2 separate regions of the Mus musculus genome follow, and region 2 is linked to region 1. The links are chromatin loops, found by intact Hi-C in ENCODE. Cell type or tissue: left cerebral cortex. All regions are shown on one strand. Each heading gives the region's core, and the rest is flanking DNA. Links, peaks and the distances in the headings are about the cores only.

The links. A loop is a pair of places that touch in the nucleus more often than their neighbours do. Peaks named below come from ENCODE experiments on the same cell type or tissue, not always from the same donor. Only the 100,000 strongest peaks of a DNase experiment are listed, where the experiment ranks them.
Region 2: it touches region 1 in a loop (8-fold over the local background); 1 of 42 quality-filtered maps calls a loop at or near these places.

Annotation. Positions count from the first base shown.
Region 1 is chr2:10,126,192-10,134,021 of GRCm38, reverse strand. It overlaps Itih2 (inter-alpha trypsin inhibitor, heavy chain 2), which reads left to right and starts at 3,339. Exons shown (of 21, transcript NM_010582.3): 1 at 3,339-3,540; 2 at 4,719-4,793; 3 at 6,215-6,247; 4 at 7,702-7,830. The coding sequence starts at 3,445. In left cerebral cortex, for the core only: no CTCF peak of the experiment used is centred there; DNase peaks (open chromatin) are centred at 3,421 and 4,167.
Region 2 is chr2:10,260,854-10,268,683 of GRCm38, reverse strand. No RefSeq gene overlaps it. Among named protein-coding and RNA genes, the nearest start is that of Gm31496, 43 kb to the left of the region's middle. In left cerebral cortex, for the core only: no CTCF peak of the experiment used is centred there; DNase peaks (open chromatin) are centred at 2,620 and 3,565.

The DNA of each region.
Region 1 (7,830 bases), core at 2,669-5,168:
AGGGAAATATGACCCACACTGCTCCACATTTGGTTTCTTCAGAGACAATTCTGAATATCAATTTAAAGTCAGTGAAGATATGGTAGTGAATGAAAGGGACTAGATAGAATACTAAAAATATATAATTATTTATGAAAAATGTGCCATTGGGCCTAACTTGTCCTAAATCATTTTCTCAATGGAGAATGCCAAGCCGTAGCAGATCCTTCTCATGAGGGCTTGGTATTAGTTCACCCAGACCACCCAAGAGGGGATGGGGGGCCCCTGTTCTCTCCCACTATACTTGAAATTATACTTAGTTATAGTCTGCATCCAAGTGTCCATATTTTGTGATAAGGAAAGTAAAATTCTGCTAGGCTGGGACAATACACAAAATGTCCTCAGTGTTTAGGTCTCCCTGGTCTACAGTAAATAAATAACTTCATATGTTAACCAGTGTGCAAAATCAAGGAGATAGGAAATACATGTAGATGAGTTACTTGTTTAGAAGAAACCAAAGAGAAAGAAAAGTAGCCATATGACAAAATAATCTATGGTGAAAAAAAAAACAAAAAACAAAACAAAGCAGTTGAACAAGTCTTTATTTGCTCTTCACGATAAGCAGAAAAACAGACTGCCAGGCACTGAGCTAAGATCTGCTCTTCCAAATCTGAAGCAAAGAAGTGTTGTGGGTAAGTATAGCTAACGATTGTGGAACTCCATCTTTTTGTGCCCAAGTGTCTTCACACCAAAATCTATATTCCCTTGCATGAACATGATTTGCAAACATTATTTACTGAGCATTTAGCAAGTTTGCAAAAAATTTAATTTATTTATTTACTTTTATTATTTTGAATTGCGTATGTGGGGCGTGTGTATGTGCATGTGTGTGTGTGCATGAGTATGAACATGTGAGTGCAGGTGTCTACTGATGCTAGAGGTGTTGGAGCCCTCTGGAAATGGTTTCGAGCAGCTTGCTGTGGGTACTAGAAACCAAACTTGGGTCCTCTGAAAGAGCAGCGAGTGGTCTTAACCACTGAGCGCGCACTTTTCCAACCCCGGTGCCAAGCATCCCAGATACATGACCATATTTAATGGTCTAAAGCTTGATGATGTAGAAGGCGATTAATGTCCTAGCTCAAGCTGTCATAAGTAAAAATACTGTGAGCTGAGCAGATTGAATAATAGAAATTTACTCTTCACGTTCTAAAGGATGAATGTCTAAGATCCAGTTACCATTTGGTTAGCTTCCCATAGGAAGGTCCTTCTCGATCTATGCACTGCTGCTTTCTTATTGAGTCTTCATGGGGAAACTTATAAGGACACAACTCTTACTGGATCACGGACCTCACCCCTCTGACATCATTTAACTGTCATTTTTTTCTTTACTCTTGCTATAGTAGGTGTGGTCTATGAATCTGAGAGGGACACAATTCAGTCTACAGCAATGGGAGATGATGCTTATCCCAGAGTGAGCAAATAGTAGAAGCAGGTGTGACCTAAAAGGACAGATTTTTAACTACTATTGTAAAGGGGAAATTCTAAGTTGCCCCAAAGCTAGACAATCCGATAATCACCATGATGTCTTGGCTATTTATCTGTCTATATGATTTTCTTACAGCTGTCAACACACAGCCTCATTAGTCAGCACAGTGCTTTCATTAGTTGGCAATAATTAGCACACACACATCTACATATCAAAGGTAAATGCTTGGAAAGTGTGCATTCCTACCATTTCATATTGACATCTAGCATTTTATGTGACTAGCTCATGAACCAACTGTCATCTCAAGCTGGCTGCACTGTCTTTGCCTTGGTCCAGGACCTCAGGCTATCTCAAAAGGAGTGTCAGTCTCTGAAGTAGGTCCTTGAGTTCATGCCTTGCTACATTCATCATCTGAGCCACACCCAAAGTGTCCTTTATTAAAAGGGGGTACCATCTGTCCTCTCCCGTTCTATCTCTATTGAGGTCTTTCTGCCTGGAGTGCAGAATCCAGGCTCCTCTGGCCTGATACTTGTGTTCTCATTTGCCTATTCCTTCTTCTTTCCCTCCATCTCCTGACATATTGATATATCCCCTCTTCCTTGGGTCATGCTCATCCTGCTTCCTAAGAGCATTGCTACAATGAGCCTGTAGCAATCACCCCTATCCTTGTAGACCCAGCTAATAAAGCCCCACCTTCTCTCCACGTCTCCAGGTCAGTGGATCCCATCCTTGTACTGCGCATGACCTAGTTTGTCCCTCATCCAGTGCATTTCTGTCCTACTCTGCTACTGTAGTGAGTGATCCCAGGATGATCCCCATGCGTTCTCTTATGGATTTGGTACCCAGTACATAATAAAGCCTCCACTGAGGTGTGCACTATGTGAGTTAAGTCTATTAACTGTCCCCGCTAGGTGCTTAGCTCTCTCCCTTTATTTACCAACGGGCTTGTTGTCCATCTTTTGAAGATATGGATTTTTCATCCTGTTTTCTCTTTAAATCCCTTCCCAGAAGTTAGGACATGGTGTTGTAATAACATAGTAACAATTTTACAATTCATAGTTTGTATTCTCACCGTATGACTCACAAGAATGACGGAACCACTATGCCAACAGAGATGAGGAGCAGCTAGAGGGGGACACTTCAGTTCATGAATATTTTCCCTGAGAAGTGAGCCCTGGTCCCCTGCATCAACCTCCCCTGTTCCTTGCATGTAGCAACTGCCCAGTTATCAAAGTGAGAGGGGAAGAAGGGAACCATGAATTCTCTTTTCAGAGAATCACTCCATTTCTTCTCTTATTTTTTCTAAATGCCTCTTGTTCTCTTTTTAATGTTTTTTGATTAATTTATTTTGTGTGTGTGTGTGTGTTGTATTGATGTGTGTGTGTGTGTGTGTGTGTGTGTGTGTGTGTGACTGTGTGTGTCTGTGCACCAATATGTGGGTGCTGGTAATTGAACCTGGGTCCTCTGCAAGAACAGCCAGTGCTCATAATCACCGAGACATCTCTCCAGCCCTCCTGCTGCTATTTAAACAATTTTTTTTTTTATCTCCAGACACTGTGAGTTTAGCTCTTCTTTCTGGGTTACTTCCTTAATATAGTGCCTTACTTGAACATTTACAGAGGGTGATAATTATCTTCAAGTCTCTCTGATTTTGAGATCAATTAAAATCAACAAAATCAAGGGTAGAGGAATGCACAACCGATCCTGGCCTTGCTGTTTGACCCTGACTCATGCTCACAGCCCAGGAACTGCTCCTGGCCTTGCTGTTTGAATAACCCCAGCTTTCCCTTCCACCCCCACAGCTCAGGTTTGAGTTCCAGAACAAATATTTGTCCTGAATTTGAGCAAAGTTAGTGCTCTTTCTTCTTTTTTCTTCTTTTTAAAACGATCTGCTCTCATCAACAGACAAGTTCCTGCTAACCTGGTTCCGTAGGTGGGGAGTTCTCCCCAGACCATCTGCTCGGGGGAGCTTGGCACAGATGTCCAGCAAAATGCAGCGGCCTGTGTGCCTTCTCATCTGGCTGTTTCTTCTGGAAGCACAAGCCTTCGAAATCCCCATAAACGGAAACTCAGAAGTAAGTACTGTTGCAGGACTCCTTGCTATTGGCCTGGACAAACAGGCTGCAAATGGCTGAATGCCATTCCTAGTCAATGAACTTGCTCTGAAATAGGACAGAAACTTGAGAGAATGTTCTTCCTCCTGCTGCCACGTCCTGATTATGATTATGAAATGCAGCTGCTTACTAAGACATTATCAGATTTTTGTATGAAAGTTAAATCAAATCCGGTGGTCAGATATTTATGTAGCATTTATAGAGCATAGTTGCCCACTCCTTATATAAAATCATATGTAATAACAGACCTATTCCAAACTTCAGTGCCAATTAAGAGGGGTATGTAAACTACCAGGTACCATACATACAGGTACCATACATGGACTAGTACTGCGCAGTGATTGCTAGTCCTGTTAGTTAGAAATAATATTGTTACTCTTTTACTTAGCCATTCTCAAAGCATCATTGTCTTTTATATGTAAGCGAACAATTATTTTTGTAATAAGAACAAATTAAGTATTCTGAAAAAGAAGGCGGCAACAGAGCTGGCAAAATTCAGGAATGACAGCCATGGGTTTCAGCTCTCCACTTGAGACCGTCAGACACCCCAGTATAGCAGAAACTTTTAACTGAGACATTCTGAATATCATATTAGAGCTACTTCTGGGCTGGCAGAGAAACATGTGTTACAGGATTATTTTAGAGAATACCACAGAATGGACTGCACAGAAAAATACTGAAGAAAAAAAAAAACCCAGTATGTTTTCAGGAGAGAAAATCACTCTGCTTAGAAACTATCATATTTTCCAACACTTTGGAAACCACAAGAAAGTGTCAGAAATCTCACATTGAGGGTAAAACACCCAAACATGTTAGTCTTTTTCTGGTAATTTCTAAGCAGCCCTTTTTTCATACATTTGTTGATTAAGTCCCCCTAAATCCATCCAGGTACTCTCCTGGGAACCTTTTATCATCTGATTACATAGCTGCCCTATCACGTTCAGGCAAGCTCAAACCTGAATTCTCACACCCAACAAATTTGAGACTTCACTAGCAAATATACATATTAAAGAAATTGTTGTATCAAAAATAAGATAATCTAACAACAGAGGAATGAATATAAAGAAATAGTATAATGAATGCCTCTTTACAGTAGATGACTTTTAAAAGAAATGAGCATCCACAATTATCTTTTTTAGTTTGCAGAATACAGTGATCTTGTGGAACTGGCCCCAGATAAACTCCCATTTGTGCAAGAGAATGGAAGACATCAGGTAGAGTAAACTCAATTCCAAATGGTGAAAGTAAGTGTAAGAGACCATGAATGGAGACAAGATAAAAGATGACTCTATTTTCTTAAAAATTTGTGCCTTTTTTTCCTAATGGAGAGTAGTCCAATACTGTTACAGTCATGTAGAATATTATCAAGGTGTTGTACATAGGGACTTTGACATTGTTTTCCAGAAGTTTCTACCGGTAAAGGGCACTTAGTAAAATCACCCATTCTCCTTCCTCTGGCTATTTTGTCAAAGGGAGCAGCTTGGAGAAACTTTGGTCCAAAGAACTAGACATCTTGGAAGCTGCTGAGATGACCTGGGAAATCTCCTATTTTGTGGGGGAGGGAGAGCTCTGCTGTGCCAACAAGGGTTTGGCTTCTCTCACACAGAGCCCACATACTGAGAAAAGGGGTGTTTATGGAAGTAACGCTAAGCTGAGAGAAAACTGGCTTTGTCTGGCTATGAATGTTTGACTTTCTAAAGTCCAGCTTTTATAGATTAGAAACCCAGTAGGCCGGACTTTGTATCATGTCTCTGGAGAGAAAACTTAGCCATTAACCACTGTGTCAAAACATCTAAAAGAGCTGAGTATGGTGATGCGTATAATCACGGCACTCTGGAGGCTGAGGCAGGAGGATTATTACAAAGTTGGGGCCAGCTGGAACTACCTGGAAAACTCCAGGTCAGCTCAGAAACAGAGTATCTCAAGGATTGCAAAAAGGCAGTCCTGACCTGTGTCACACAGCATCCATTAAAATATCATCTGATCCAAAATTTGCTCACACACAACCTTGGACATTTCTTTGTAATCCCTCAGACAGTAAGTGTTTACCCATGCCTCTTAACCTAACGGTTACCTTTCAAAAGTAAGGTGGAAATCTTTGTCTATGCTCACCGGTCTCATGTGGCTAATCTAACGTGGTAGCTAAGGGCATAGAGCTTTCAAGGTAACCATTCACCATGTGTGGCTCTGGAGCTAACACTGTAGGAAACACACCTAAGTCTCTGCTCTCACGTAGCTTAGTCTAAGAGGATGAGGCAGACTCTAAAGCCATGCATCATTGTGAGCAAGGTGAGAGCTCTAAAGGGAAATGCCTACCGCTATATAAACAGCGAAGGGTCAGAAAATCTCATTAAGTTCTTCTAAAGCGGTGACCTGAAAGCTTTAACAATACTCTAGCACAGAGCAGCACACATCCCAACAAAGACGGCTGAGAAGATTGTTCAGAGAAACTCACACATGGGAAAACCATTTTCTGTAATACTCCATTTTTTTTTTTTGCCTTGACTTCAATGACTAAGTTATGCCACAGTATGGAAGCAACATAATTCTCTGACTGAGAACGTGGGGTTTTTGCCTTGAGGTAGTAAGCCACACACGGCTGAAGGATGACTGTCTCTCTAACTTCCTTCTGCAGAGAAGCCTTCCTGAGGAATCCGGAGAGGAGACGGTGAGTTTCCTTTGGTTGCATCACAGATTGGTGTGTGGGTGATTTTCCTGTTATCTATTACCTGGAAACCAATCCAGGTGTCTCCTTTGTCTCCGTCACTGGAGGTATTTACCTGACTTTTGAAACTTTCCCTTGCCCAATTCTGTTTGGAAGTACTTCTGAAACACAGTATTGAAGAGTACAGTGCTTGCAGGCAGAGCAGATGCCACTGAGACCCATACGCCTTTCCTGTCTTCTCAGGTCTTACTAAGGATATAGGTTTCACCCATCAATATGCATTTAATACCAACTTAATAGCTTTGATTTAAAAACATGATACCTGATATTTGTGGCTATGGGAAGCCACGTGATACCAGGCCGCATGGCCCAAGTTCCTGAAAGGTTCAGAGTAGACCTTCTGATCACAAGAGAAAACCCAAAGGGAGTGCTTTGTGTTGGTGTCTTGGTCTGAACTGAGAGCTTCCCCCTTAGAGTAGGAGGAAGGGAAAAAAAATTGGCCTGGATTCTATCTTAGCTTGAGATAGGCTGGAGCTAACTAATTAGAAGCATTAGACTTGGACAGCAAAATCGGTGGAAAAGACCTAGCAGTGAAGTAAAGGAAATGATAGAGGAAGAAAAGGTAAAATCTAGAAGGGCACACATCGCCCTGAAGGACCGTGCAGCTCTTGGGAACATCCTAAAGGAGAGGTTCTTCATACCTTGCCTGTGCTCGTACCGATGCCGTGTCCTGTTTTGTTTGCTTATGCTAGGGCTACCTTCAACACATAGCAGAGGGAAAAGGAGGCCCAAGGTATTATTAAACAAGCAACTGCATCAAAACGTCCTTTCTGGGACAATTCCGTTCACTGTGTGCAGACGTCAGCTTCCCTCGGCGTATTTTAATACTGGGAAAGAAGCAAGAACTGCAGACATGATAGTAAAGGATGAGACTGAAGGAAAGAGGAAGCAATATGAAGTTCTGCTCACAGCACCCCTGCTTGCATTTCACTCTAAAGACACAGACAGCGTCCTCTTTCAGCCCTGTGACCACCACCTCCTGGGCCTAGTTGCGGCTCTGCTTTTGAAATTCTTTCCTGAGCTCTTTCAGTCCATCTTGTGTCCCACAACCATTTTCTACCCAGATTCTAAAATAATGGAAATAAGGAAAGGGAGCAAGCAAGAAAGAAGGGAGGCAAAGAGAAGAAGGGGGGAGGGAGAGGAGGAGGGAGGAAGGAAGAGAAGGTGGGAGGGAGGTAGAGAGATAGGAGGACAGAAGGAGAAGGTTGGGGCGACATCTTGTAATAATGGCCAATCTCTTTCTGTGGGGTATTTCAAGAAGGTAGAAGATTGCTAAACAGTACCTGAGTTATGTATTTACCAAATCTCTTAGTAAAATACAGTTTGCAACACCATGTACACAGTGCTTTTTGTGTAGCTTTTTGTCACTACAGTTATGCTGTCTTGCCAAATTTCAGGACACTGTTGATCCAGTGACTCTTTATAGCTACAAAGTCCAGTCCACTATTACTTCTCGGGTGGCCACAACTACCATCCAGAGCAAACTGGTGAACAATTCCCCATTGCCTCAGAGTGTCGTGTTCGAT
Region 2 (7,830 bases), core at 2,215-4,714, 140 kb before region 1:
TAGTTGGATGCTTTCTGTGTATGACTAGTCACATAGTAAGCTCTGGCTTGACTGCTTTAGGAATTTTCTAGAAAAGAGACTGAGTCACAACCATGCAAGAATAGTCAATCAGGAGCTGTCAGCTTTACACAGAAGAAACAGGGTTTCCTCCATACATCAGTTGCAAGGACAAAGCTGAGACTAAGGTAGAAAGTTACGAGATAAATAAGATGGACCCCCCCAGGTTAGGCACAAGAGGTGGGGTACAGTTCTCCTGGTTATGCTTTCTCTCTTGTCTGCCCCCACCCTCTCCAGTTAGAGCGTATCCTGTGTACGACTTTCTTCTTGACTGATCAGTAGACAAAGGGTCTGCTCAGGCCGTCGTCACTGGATCTGAGTTTCTGCTGATGGCAAGCGGTGTCCTTTGGGACAATGTCGGGGGATAAAGTATCTTCTGCGGAACTGTATGACAGAGACATTCACCCCCATCCCTTGGGAGGCACATTTGAACTCTTCCTGGCATATGGTGCCGGTAGTCACACTCTTCACACTCAGCAGAGCAGAAAGATAAGAACACAGCGAGGTTCCCCTGTGTACTCACAAAGCACACTGCGGTGCCTCCCACGCCTCAACTTCCCAAGAGGCAAGACTGTGATAACAGAGGCCAAGTCAACAACAATAACAACAACAGTCATGCTAATAAAGGCCACCCTGGCATGAGTTGATCATTCCTGGGTTATAGCCAAGACTTTCAGAAACGTAGACTATGACCAGTACAGTAATTACCCACAAACCTTGGATGACACATCGTTGTGTTGTGCATTCAGAGGCCCCGGATGGAAATTAGGTAGGTTGAACATGTGCTGATTGGTGACCATCGTTTCTTTCCTTCAGTACTTGATACATATCTGCTTTCTCCTTACGTTGGCTCGTTGGTTGCAATCCAAGGCTGAGGCACAGTTACCCGCATGTCCATCTTACACCTGAAGATGCTTTAAATGTGTTAGATGGTTTTCCCAGGTTGGACACTGCTCCGGTACGAATAAGAAGCAGGTTGCTTATTTCTCATTAAATGTTCTCATCACCATAATTTCCTTCTCTTTTATATGGGTCACGAGGGACAGGCTCTGGCTTACTTGGAGAAGCAGAAAGTCCAGTAATATTGGTCTATTAAGATCCAAATCTTTGCCTCACTTAATTTAGGCTAAATGTCCTAAGTCTCTCCTCCTTTTATGCATTTATTGGTCATCAGGAACAGAACGCAGGGACTTGCATGGCAAGCAAGTGTTATATTTCCAGGCCCAAATCTCATTTCCAAACACTTTTGTAGCTGCTTGTTGAGTGTATGTATTCCCACTGTCAGGCAAGGTGTTTTGTTTCTCATAGAGTATCAGGAAACAGATCTCTACTAAAATTTTTCCTCTCCACTCCCCACAAAAGTACCAAAAGAGATTTTTAAAAATCCAAAAACGAAATAAATTCTTTATAACCATCTGTGTTTTCGAGGCATTATTTTTCTTTTAAACAATGAATATGTGTTGTTTAGCCATCAGATATAAACTCTGCTTGGTCGGTAACTGAAAAGGGAAGACTATCAGTCTGACTCGTAATGGAAGCAGAGCAGCATCTCAGAACACATTCTCCAATTCCATTTCTCAGGTGCTCATTTCAGTCTGCACCCTGAAGTCGCCAGCACTGCCAGTGTCTTCCAAACTCAAACAAAGCGCTGTCTCACACATTATCGTCTGCTGGTTACTCGTGGGAACAGAGCCCCACTAAGTTAGGACTCGAAATATTAGAATGGAAAGCAGGACAGATCTGTAGTCTGACCTTAGGATTAGCTTTGAAGGTAGAAGCATCTACAGATTTCGCTTCAATATCCACATGGACTAGGAGATCTCTTAGCTTTCAGAAAAGGGAGGAGGGAAGAGGGAAGAGGGTGAGCAGGAGGGGGAGGGAAGGGAAGAGATCAGAAGGTGAAAGATAAAGAAAAGGAAGAGGAGGAAAGATTCAAAATTAGTTGAAACACTTATATGAATACTACTCCAGTTTGATGATTTTGAAGGTGTTTTCCATCCAAGGTTAGACATCATTACTCATGAAGCCAGTCATAGGGTTCTGAGATCTCCGGTGCTAAAATGACGGTCCCAGAGATCCAGTGTCTTGTTCACATCACCAACACAGACCAGTGAGAAGCTTTGCCTTCCTGAAGTGTGTCAGCCCAGTGATGGTGCCCTTCAGACTGCAACAGGCATGTGGAAGTTTGAGATACAATGGGCAGCACGCTTAACATTCCTAACATGCTAGGAAGCACAGGGCAGGTCCACCGTGCAGGCTGACGTAAAAGAGTACATCGTTGGGAGAGACAAGCTGCCTTTAGGCGAGCTGGACATTTCTCTTTAGGATCCAAAGGCTCTGTAAGGACGCTGGGTCTGTAAGTCATTTGGGCATTTCCATTTAGCCCTGTCTCTCAAGGAACTTTGTAATATCTTCTTAACAACTTGAAGAGTTCAGGGGCCTTCTCTCGTAGACAGCCTGGACAGCTGCTCACCACTGCTGGACCAAGTTACAAACCTGAGTCACCAACATCCCAGGAATAGATGCAGTTCTTGGTCGCATGCCATTATCTAGTGGGAGGAAAGAGGGCCTGGGTGCTCCTAGCAATGTCTGGGTAGGATTCCTCGGGCTTCAGAAACAGCCCACTGTCAAGGCTTTCCTCCCACCGTGCCCAGCTGTCTTATCTTCACTCCTGGTCTTGCTTGGCCTCTGGGGATTTTGGTTAGAAAGTAAAAGACTCATGGGTGTTTTATTTTAACTCATGTAAAATCTACACAGCAGAAAGTTTAATACTTTAATGATTTTTCCATGCAAATATTGTTTTCTTATAGTTAAATTCAACCAATAATTGATCTAATTTTTGCATGACTGTTTAGAAGTAAGGTTTGTTCACAGTTTTTACGGTTGTGCCATCTCTTTTCTGTTCCTAAGCACTTCTTTTTCTTTTCTTTGTTTTTTCCCCTTATTTTTACTGTGGCACTGTGGTGGTTAGTCTAACTGCCATCTTAATCCAACTTAGAGTCACCTGGAGGAGACTTGTCTACATTGGGTTGGTCTGTGGACATGTCTATGGGGGACAGTCTTAATTAAGTTAATTGATGTGGAAAGATCCGGCCTACCATGGGTCTCGAGGCGGGGTCCTATAATGTATAATAGTGAAGACATTTAGCTTATTTAGCTTAGCACAAACAGGCCATCAACATGACTGTGGATGTACTGTGAAGAGCTGTTTGAGGTTCCTGCCTTGATTTCCCCACAATGATAGAATGTAACCTTGAATTGTATACTGAAATAAGCATTTTTTTCTCCTAAGTAGCTTTTGGTTAGGACATTTTGTCACAGCAACAAAAATATAACCAGAATAGTTACAAACCGCACATTTTTAAGTGAATTTTAGAAGTGGCAAGTGTATCAACATTGTCATGAAGTGAATTTCTAGAGCATCTTCATTATGCAAAACTAAAGCTGCATCCATTAAACAACAGCTCCCCGTCCCCTCCCACAATCCCTAGCAGGCACTGTTTCAGTCTCTGTCTCTATTCCTACCCAGAGAACCTTTCCTATGAATGAAGTCAGGGCAGTATTTTTCTTTCTTTGGCTGGCTCCTCTCGGTTAGCGCAATGTCCTCAGGGCTTACCCATGTTGTATTTAGCTCATCAGAACACCCTTCCTTTCTACGGCTGTGTGTAGACACCATGCTAGTTCTTCTATTCACCTGTCAATAGACTTTGTCTCCCACCTCTTAGTTATTAGGATGGTTTTGCTATGGATCCACATGTACAGATGTGTGGTAGTCATCATTCCACACGGAAACACACTCACACCAACATGAATGCAGAGCACTGAGATTAATCACCTAAGGCTGAATTCCACCGACAGAGATGGCTGCTGCAGGACACCCAGGTCACGCGGGGGAAAGTGAGTCACAAGGGTGACAGGCATGTCATAGGGAAGTTTTCTTTATGGTTAGTCTGGGAAAGTCTGGCAGCCATAATCACAGCCACAAATGACAAGGTCTGCCGCATCTTACACAGAGGTCTGTGTGCTTCCCATGCAGGTCCTATTGTGCTACTGAAAGCCTGGTGGGTGGGGCCAGGAAAGCTGCCTTCTGCCAAATGTTCCCCCACCAACCTCGAATTTTCTGTCCAGGGCGCTAAAGTTTCCGGCTGTATCAGAGGGGCTGTAAAATGCTCCCGGGTTTATCGGAGTTCATCAGACTGTCGAACAGCAGGCGCCGGGCTGCCAGCATCCCCTCATCTTGAATTTCAACCCGTTTTCTCTGCTTAACACCTCCCAGACCTCCCTTTCTGCCCCCACATAATAAACTCCATTCTTCACCAGCAGGCTGGGCAAGGACAGCAGCCTGGGATCTACACTGTGGGGATAGGGTTTGGCTCTACTTAACCTGCTGAGTTTTTTTCTTCCCTTTCCTCCCCTCCTCCCCAGCTCATTTAGCTGTAATCCTAGTAGACCCCAGGCAAAGAGGGGCAGCAACAGCATTTGCCTCTGGGAAAAATTACCTCACAGGGCCAGGTGCTGATAGCCCAGTGCTGCTTCACACTGGCTGTGTGGCCATCAGTGGCTTACTAGGGGTAGCTTGCACCTTGACCCAGAAAGACTAGACTTGCCTCCCCTGACCTCACAAGGAGGTCTTTGGAACAGAGGTGGCCTAAATGCTAAAGTGCTGTGGAGGAAGGTAGGTTTAAAAGAAACAAACCCCAAAACAGTCATAGGTTTTATGCTTGAAGGAGGCGTTCACTGAGAGGTAGGGAGGGTTTTTCTGAGGACCTGTGCTGGGTGTATTAGGCTTAAAACAGGACAGGGACCCAAGTCTGACAGCGAAGTCTGGTCGTCTGCAGAACATAGCAGCAAAGAACTATCTGCTATGGAGAGCTTCGTTAGGATGCCTAAGTTAAGACATCCTTGACCTGGAAGCCAGCTTGCTATTGTTTATATTTCAGGTCCCTTGACTTCATCTTTCCCACTGTGTGAGGAGCACGGATGTACAGGGATAACACTGTGTGCGGCTGTGTGAGGGGCCAGAGGTTGATATCACAGGGGTCTCACTAATTCAGCTAACCCGGCTGGCCAGCCCAGCCTCGTGCTTCCTGGTATTTACATTGGACCTGCGGACGTAAACCCTGGTCCACATTGTTGTGAGGCAGGTGTTTATCCACTGAGCTCACCTCACTGACTCTCTTCAGCCCCGTCTTTCTTTTTTTTTTTTTTTTTTTTTTTTTTTTTTTTTGGTTTTTCGAGTCAGGGTTTCTCTGTGTAGCCCTGGCTGTCCTGGAACTCACTCTGTAGACCAGGCTGGCCTCGAACTCAGAAATCCACCTGCCTCTGCCTCCTGAGTGCTGGGATTGAAGATGTGCGCCACGCATGCCTTCTTTCTACTTTTTTTGAGACAGGCTATGTAGTCCTGGCTGTCCTGAAACTTGCTATAGACACCAGTTTGGCCTCGAACTTGCAAAGATCCTCCTGTCTCTGCTTCCCAAGTGCTGGGATTAAAGGTATGTGCCACCATGTCTGGCCCAGGATACTCATTCAGCAGTCTTTCTCAACTCTTTCTCTCCAGCCATTGGGAACGTACCTCATTTGCATATGACCCATCCCCCTTCTCATCCCATTCTCTCCAGCCACTGGGAGCATAGTTCATTTGCAAAACTCCTGGAGACTTGCTTACCTCTTTGCAAAAACTAGGGCAAGGCTCATCCCAAGACCCAGCTGCCGAGTGGCTGACAGTAAGGAAGGAAGCTGCTCTCACTTCTTCTCAGCCTGACGCCCTCTCTGCCTGGTGCTGCCCAAGGTTCTCATTAATCATGTCAATAGCTGCATTGTCTACGCTTCTCACAGGAAGACAAGTGACACTTCCAAAGCCACTCAATATGCATATGAGTCTGTCTCGCTATTTCTGCCCAGCTACCTCTTGCTCTGCTCTCCACAGCCCCCTTCACAGCTCCTGGGTGTGTTTCTGGGTGCTTCTTTCTCACAATGATTTGCTCCCAAAATCTGCAGACTGAAAGATGTGTCTTGGTATGCCTGAGGAAAAGCAAGAACAATGAACTTCCAACACTTCTGCAGGAACTAGTATCTAGGTCTCCTGGGATCTAAGGATTTAAATTGAGAAAATGTCAGTCAGCCATGGGTCCAGCAGAAAAGCCTAGCTGCTAGGTTGAGGCTTTGCTCTCTCTCCCCATGCTCCATATTGCTGGTCCTTTCTAGACACTCTTTTCATCCAGTAGCAAACACTTGGAAGACAGTGGCCATCCTAATGACTCCTTGTGAAGTTTACCTATCAGACCTCACACTGTATGCTGCACCAATCCGCTGGCAAAACCAAAGGCCAACTACAGTGATCAGCTACAGGCTGCGAGCATATAAACACACACCTCCTGCCACCTCCCCCATTCCCCCAGCCCCGTTATATGTCTGAAGTGTACAGGCAGAAGCTTGGTGTCCCAGGGACCCAGGGAGGCCACAGGTGAAGCTCCCCATTCATTTTCATTTGCCCCCCAAAAGAGAAGCTCACAGCAGTCAGGCCAGCCATATCCAAGAAACTGGGCCTGAGACAAGGGAAGGTTTTCATTCTCTCTGAAATTTTGCTTCTTCCAAGCAATTTATTTCCCTTTTCCTTTATGGTGTTTTTTGAACAACCTGTAACATCCTAGGGTGTTGTTCACCTCCAAAGCAGTTCAGTAAGATCTAGATTGGTGATTGTCAACTTCAGGTGGAGGCCCTTTGGTAACTTCTACCCCCAATATCAAAAATCACAGTTATGAAGTAGCAATGATACTAACTTTATGGCTAGGGGTCAGTACAACGTAAGGAATTGTATTAGAGGGTCGCAGCATTAGGAAGGTTGAGAACCACTGTTCTAGATGAAATAGCATTTCTTCTTTGCCTAAGGGTACAAACAATTCCTGCTCCCTGCCTTAACCTCTTACTTAACCCCCTATTTCTTTGAAGCTCTGTAAATCTGACTGCTGTCTGTGACCCTAACAAAATAAATTTATCTCTGGGCTGCACAGAAAGACTGGCTGACACCCTCCCTTTGCTCTGTGCTCCTGACATTCCTTCTGAATGCGTATGAGGAAACACGTCCGTTTTGAGGAAGTGTTTGTGCTGGGGGTAAATTGCTTGAACAGAGTAGAAGGCTAATGTCATTGGACTATGTATAAGCTTTCCGGTTATGTTCACTTCAACAGCGTAGTTCTCACTGAGGGATGCCATAGTGTCCCAATTAGGCAGATGAAGAATTCAAAGGAGAAGGCATTGCTTACAAGTTCTAGAACATTCAGCTTCTAGAATATTCCTGGGCTTCGAGTATTTTTCTAAATACACATCACTTTGTGTGTGTGTTGATTGTGTGTATACATTTGCATATGTATGGACATAGAGGTTAGAGGTCAATCTTGAATGCCTATCTCATCCTCCCACCTCCCCCCATGCCCCCCCACCTCCTCCCCACCTCCCATTCCAACCCCCTCACCCCCAGTTTTTGGAGACAAGGTCTCGGTTTCATCCGCAGCTTGCTCACTACGCTCATCTTTTTAAAGACAATTCTGGGGACTGAACTCAGGTCTTGCCAAACACCAACTAAACCATCTCCATGGCTAGACACCTCACTTTTGAACTGAATTTTGAGCTGGTTTTACCTGTCTGTGGAAAGGGTTGTTTCTCTTGTAGCTTTCCATATGAACCTACAGCGTAGAAGCCAGACTGCATGGTTTGAGTACTTATTTATTTATTTATGTATTTATTTATTTATTTAGGACTTTTTTTTTAAGAGCT